2 separate regions of the Homo sapiens genome follow, and region 1 is linked to region 2. The links are chromatin contacts, found by Hi-C or POLR2A ChIA-PET in ENCODE. All regions are on one chromosome and are shown on one strand. The core of a region is the stretch at or near the end of the contact, and the rest is flanking DNA. Distances in the headings are between cores, read along the strand shown.

Evidence for each region. A loop is a pair of places that touch in the nucleus more often than their neighbours do. ChIA-PET counts read pairs that join two places held with the same protein, here RNA polymerase II (POLR2A). Pooled maps may share reads with other maps.
Region 1: a loop to region 2 is called in a map with no recorded cell type, with 15 times the contacts of the local background. The contact joins the promoter of MAT2A here to the promoter of KDM3A in region 2. A Hi-C loop is called at or near these places in 2 of 37 single-sample maps with no recorded cell type and 12 of 50 pooled maps. POLR2A ChIA-PET finds 5 or more read pairs at or near these places in 6 of 52 experiments (B cell, CD4-positive, alpha-beta T cell, CD4-positive, alpha-beta memory T cell and 3 more).

Annotation. Positions count from the first base shown.
Region 1 is chr2:85,537,851-85,540,714 of GRCh38, reverse strand. It overlaps MAT2A (methionine adenosyltransferase 2A), which reads right to left and starts at 1,547. Exons shown (of 9, transcript NM_005911.6): 1 at 1,337-1,547. The coding sequence starts at 1,427. PARTICL (promoter of MAT2A antisense radiation-induced circulating long non-coding RNA) reads left to right here and starts at 1,829. Exons shown (of 1, transcript NR_038942.1): 1 at 1,829-2,864. RefSeq lists silencers at 960-1,289, 1,470-1,739 and enhancers at 1,770-1,859, 1,930-2,139, 2,540-2,629.
Region 2 is chr2:86,439,736-86,442,816 of GRCh38, reverse strand. KDM3A (lysine demethylase 3A) reads right to left here and starts at 1,446. Exons shown (of 26, transcript NM_018433.6): 1 at 1,373-1,446; 2 at 584-799. The coding sequence starts at 769. RefSeq lists enhancers at 603-662, 1,653-1,732, 1,813-2,012, 1,834-2,377 and silencers at 863-912, 1,133-1,522.

The DNA of each region.
Region 1 (2,864 bases), core at 298-2,797, 900 kb after region 2:
TCGATTAAACAATTAAATGAAAAGCATTTTCTGACTAAAATGGCAATTATCTGATTTTGCTGTTAGGAGTTGCGCAGGAAACAAAAGCTCAACAGTGTAGAAGATGCTCAAACGTATTCCGAATCCATGTCTCCCTGCTTTGTCATCTATTGTTAGGAGGGAGAACAAATATCTCCCTAATTCAAGTTCGTTTTTCTGAATTTTCTATAACCGCCTAAAACAGAATCCAAACATAATGTGGAAGCCAGACTGCAGGCTCTGAACTTCGGTCTACTACTAACTGGTGTAACAGCTAACCTTCAGCACTCATCAAGATCCTGGGTTTGTCCTCTCATACCACTAAGTTACTTGTGGGATTTCATCATGGGCACAGTAAACTGACCAGACCCTAAAGCCACCAGATAGATAACTACTGCGGTCATCCTAAGGGCAGAAACAGCCAAAAGAGCCAAATAATCATCTTTACTAGCCGATATGCTCAGGCTGAGATTTTCAGTTCCTGGAAATATAGCTTTACTCCTCCTTCACGTGCCAATTGATCCCCATAATGGCGGTTGAGCGGACAAAGCCTCAAGTAAAACCCTGCACCGAAGACTTTAAATGCGAACCCAAAGCAATGGCAGCTCCTAATTCATGCTTCCCATCCTTTTCACAAGGGGTCCAAATAAGGACTGCCTTCTTGGACATGAGCTATATTTAGTCAGAGGCCGTCACCTTGGAGGCAAGGCCATATCCGCCGAAGGGCATGTGCGTATTCTCCAGTGTGTAGTCAAGACCTAACCACTGAGGCAGTGGAGCCAGACGACGTCCCAAGGCATAGGCCCCCCACCCCTCAAACTGAGGGCCAGGACAGCCGGGGAGGCTCACGGCTCCCCCTCGCCCAGATACCACATGCGGCAAACACGTGGTCGCCGCTGCAATGCGGGGCGCGCGCTCCCGAGGGCCGGACGCGAGCACGCGGGGCGGGTCGCCCACTCCAGGTTTGTCAGACGGCAGGGCCGGGAGGGGTTAACAGTGCCCTCCCTTCCCGGCCAGAACTCACTAGCGACCACAGCCCCCGCCCTTCACGTTTTCTGGAACCTTCCGCATGCCTAGGCGCGCGACCGAATGAAAAGGGAGGGGGGAAGGGAAGGGTGGAGAGGGGAGGGGGAAGAGGAGCGGCGGCCACGCGCCAGGCCCTGGCGGCGCCACGAGGAAAGCGCGCGGTCGCCGCTCTTCCATCACCCGGCGGACGAGGACGACCCGCGCGGGCCCCACCACCGGCCGGCCGCAGCCAGCCGGACCTTGGCGCTGCCTTCTGCCCCGCCCCACGCTTCGCTTCAGGCCGTCCCCTCACCTGGGTGGCCTTCCCCGACCGACTCTGAGGTGAAAAGGAATGTGCCCTCCTCGATGAACGCCTCGTGGAAGCCGTTGAGCTGTCCGTTCATGTTGGTGTCGGTGTGCGGAAGTGGCCTTACGAAGGAGCAGCGGCGAGGCGGCAGCGGCTGCGAAATGCGCAAGCTGCGGACAGCGTTCTACTCGTAGCAGGCGGGCGGCGCGGAGCGAACGAAGCAGCGGGCGGTGCGGCCCGGTATTTATAGAGCAGCGCCCGCGCGCGCCCGGCTCGGGCCCCGCCCCTCGGCGCCGCGCGCCAATGCACCACTTGCGCGGGGGTCGGGGGAGGAAGGGCAGCTCGCCCCGCGGAGTCCGGGCTGAACCACACTGCGCGGCCGCGGGAGGTGCCGTGGCAATCCGGCCCTCCAGAGACCGTTCAGCTATCTTGAGCCGCTAGAGCTAGGAGAAAAATGCAGACGCGAGGAGACGTGGGGGATTGCTCTTCCTTGTTTGATGTGGGAGAAAAAGCGACTGGGGCTTGCTGGACCCGCTCCCCTGTGCGGTGACATGGCACCTCCCTTCCGACCGTTGGCCGGGATAGCTTTCCCGGAGGTCGCGTCCCCCAGCGGAGGCGGCGGGAATCGCGGAGGTTTTGTGCTGCGGCTGGGGTCTTTCTGGCCGTCCCGCCTCTAGATGCCGGGTGGCAGGGAGCCGGTGGCGGTCGGCCATGTGAAGGTGGCCATCTTGGCCGGCCAGCGAGGGCTCCTCACGGCCTTCCTTCGGCGTCCCTGCCCGGCTCGTTGCCGGCCCCGGGATATCTGAGGGGCGCAGGCCCACCTTCTAGTCGTTTCCTGGTGAATGGCTCTGCTGAAGATGGCCGGAAAGCAGATTAATGAAGGTGCTGCCATCGATTTAAACAATCGCCCTCCTGCCCGCTCCCCTGCGCTAAAGTTTCTGAGGGATCCTCACCCTTCGTGGTTCGTGGACTTAAAAGTGGAGGCAGCGCTCCAGCCTTTCCCTCCAGAGAGAAAGGAGGCCGCTCCCAAGTCCGTCCTTGCCCCGTGGCCTTCCTGTTCCTTTGAAGGGGGGGGGAATCGATGTTTCAATCCTCTGTTCAGGAGAATATGGAACGAACATTTCTTTTTTGGTGGGTGGGGGCTATTCGTTCCCTTGAATGTGCTTAAGCAGATCTCTTGACGGCGTGGAATGGGCTGTTTCATGAAGCTTTCACTTTAAAATGTCCACCTGCGTTTGTCCCAGTTTTGCCCAATAAAGGAATTACAGGGAAAAAGAGCGAAACAAAACTTGAGCCAGCAAGGAGTATGGAGTCCCGTTTGGAGGGAGCCCGCCTTGGGGGCGGGGGTCTCTGCAGCCTGTTCTGGGGCTGGGCCTCGGTGCAGGTCTGGTCGGGCTGGTGGCCTGGTGGCCCTGAGCGGAGCGCGTGACAAGAACGCCGGGTTTAATGAGGTTCTCAGGGAACGGCCTGCTCCTAGCATGGGATGTACTTTACGCTGGGGAGGTGAAGGAGACCCCTAGTAACAGTCTCCAGC
Region 2 (3,081 bases), core at 197-2,696:
CACACCCACCCACCGGCTCATCACAGACAACCAGGAACCCACTCCTGCCCTGACCCACCATATACGGACAAACACCCATCCTAATACGCCAAACAGAACTTAAGCTCCTCCCTCTACACTCACTTCATTTTTAACAAGTCTGAAAGTTTTTTTAAAAGTTGAGTGAATAAATTAACAGGAACAAACAAACAAAACCAGCTGAAAGTACTTCCAAGCACTAACCTTCAATTCTTAATGACTCCAAACGTCACTTACAGGCCCTACCTAACGCTAACAAAAATACTCCTCCTCCTCTGCAGTAAAGATGAGACAGTCCTGGTGGGACACAGCACCGGCATTAATGAAGCGTGTCTGAACAACCCTAAGCCCATTATTAAAGCCAGGCAGCCAGGAGCTGTGGGCCAAACACAACTCGGCTCTATACAACCATTCCAAAGACTTTCAAGATCTAGCTTCCTGCACCTTCAGATCATATGCCAACTTTCTGGTCTCCGTTTTCAGAAAACGGAAGGAGGGAACCGATGGTCGCGTTACCACGGTAACTGCGAAACGTCCGGTGGCAGAGGCCCGGAGCCGCCTGTACCTTCAGATCCTTCTTGGTAACGTCGGTGTGGGAAACAGCTCGAATGGTCCCGGAGAGCCAGGGCCACTCGGCGACGCGCTCCACGTCCCAGCTGTCGTGGCTGCCATCGCTGCCGTCGGCTGCGGACAGACTGAGAAACCTCCTCCCCACCAATACCGGCCAACTTTCTCCGAGCGTGAGCACCATGGTTTCCACGCCTGCAGGAAGAGCTCCTCCCTGCAAAAACACAAAAACAAAATGCGACGGGGGCGGCCGGTGGGAGGGGGCCGGGCGGAGACAGCAGGGAGGGCGGGCGGAGGGCGCCGAACCCGCGCGAGGACGCGGCCCCGGGCGGACCCGCACCGAGCCCCCCTCCTGCGCCCTCCCGCCCCCCGCCGCCCTCCCCCGCCACACACCCGGGCCCCAGCGCCGCGTGACCCTCGCTCTCCCAAGTTTGGCTTTTCTAACAGCTCAAACGCAACCGCAGAGGGAGTGAGGGAAAAATTATCTGCGGCTCGAGTGGATTTGAAAGTGCTCAGCCCCCAGCCCCGAAAAGAAAAGGCCCCTGGTGCAGAGAGCCGGTCCCGGGCGGCTGGGTCCCCGCCCCGGGCGGCCCCACGGGGGAGGGTGGGCGAGCCCGCGATTCCGCACTTGCCCCGCCGCCCCGCCCCGGCGCCCAGCTCCCCGGCCCCGAACCCCGGGCGCCCGTCTCCCGGGCCTGCGCCGCTGCCAACGGGCGACGGGGCCGCGCGCTCGGCGCTTTCACCTTTCTCTCCCCTCTCCCCGCAGCCGAGGCCGCGGCGCTCTTACCCCGCCTCCCGCCTCCCTGAGTCACCGGCGGCAGCCGCCGTTTCCAGCCGCCTAGCCGACTCCAGCGCTGACTTGGTTCAAGAGCTCTCACAAGACACGCACAGCCTCCCGGACCCGCCCCCCTCGGAGCCGCTTCCGCCGCTCATTGGCTGAAACACAGGAGCTGGGCGAGGCTCCGGGGGAAACAGATCATCACCATTGGCCCCCCGGGCGAGGGCGGGGCCAGAGAAAAAAACAATTCCTTGGCTGCCTCCTCCCTTTCCCCTCCCCCTTCCGACTCCCGGGCGACCCCCATTAGGTTAAAGTACACAGAGAATAAGCGAGTGATCCCTCCGCCATAGGCCTATTCTTTCCATTTGTTGCCTCACAGTATGCAAAAAAAAAGTCCCGCGAAATCGGTTATCAACTTTGGGGCCCGGAGGAAAATTGCTGTGGCGCATAGATAAGACTGAATGGCGAGACCCTGAGCTATAAGTGCCTACTGGATTGTTCTTCAACCGCGTAGGCTGTCGACCGAAGATGAGCCTTCCACTTGGCGGAAGAATCTCACAGGAAAGGGTGAGGGCGGTGCAGGGTTAGCGGGGGAGGGCAGGGAAGAGAACGTGCGGTTTCAGGCGTACTCAGCTAGAGGGAGGAGCGATAGTGCTCTGGAGGCTCGTGCGCAGGCGCCTCGCCGAGCTTAGGCTGCTGGGCGAAATGGCTGCGGGAGGCGCAGGCGCACGTGGTACTGATCGTGGAACGTCTAAAGTCCGCCATTTTGAAGGATAAATGAAGAAAGGCGTGGAGTTACTGGATAATGACGTTCATTAAATTTAGAGCAAAAGAGACCTTTAAATACAATGTATAATGAGATTTTTTTTTCTCCAAAGTGGGATTGAGAAGGTATTCAGATACTTACAAAGAAATTTAAAGTAGTTGAAGGCCATAATGAATGATGGAAGAGATGAAAGAGAAGGTGACTTTGAAGGACAAAGGAGTTTAGAGGTGATTGTGTGCTCTGGACCTGAAGTATTTTGATTGAATGAAAAAGAAATGGAATGAAGAAATTGAAGATATGTTCATAAAGGCTAGTGTTTGACATTACATCACATTTAATCCTTAAGAAGAACTCATGCCTCCCATTTTACAAGCGTGGAAACGTATAATCAGAGAATGTTTGGAAACATATAAGGGATTATAGATGCAAATCAACTCTGGATGTTGATTTTCAATATACATATTCTGAATGTGATTTTAAGTTTTTAAAGTTAGTAACAAGAATTAAATTGGATTTATAATCTGTAGACCATTTAAAGGAAGGGGGCTGCTAAATGAGAAGAAAAAACCTATCCAGCTGAAAGAAGGCAGAAATGGGAACGAGATAAGCAAAAGAAACCAGAACATATGGTAAAAATGTTTTTCATGTGAAAAGTCCAAACATCAGTATTTACAATAAATGTAAATGGGTTAATTTCACTCACAAGTTTTAAAAGACAGTTGGGAATAAAAGGACAATCCAGCTATAAATTGACCATAAGCAAATGCTTACAAAACAGGAAGCTTGAAAATACTGGGCTAAAATATTTAATCAAATGGTAGCCAAATGAAAGCAGTATAGCAATATTAATACAATTAAAAGTATCAAAAGAGAAAGGATTTTATATTAAAGATAAAGTCCATGAAGACAGTATGGTCTCCTGAACTGTTATGAATCTAAAAACATGGCCTAT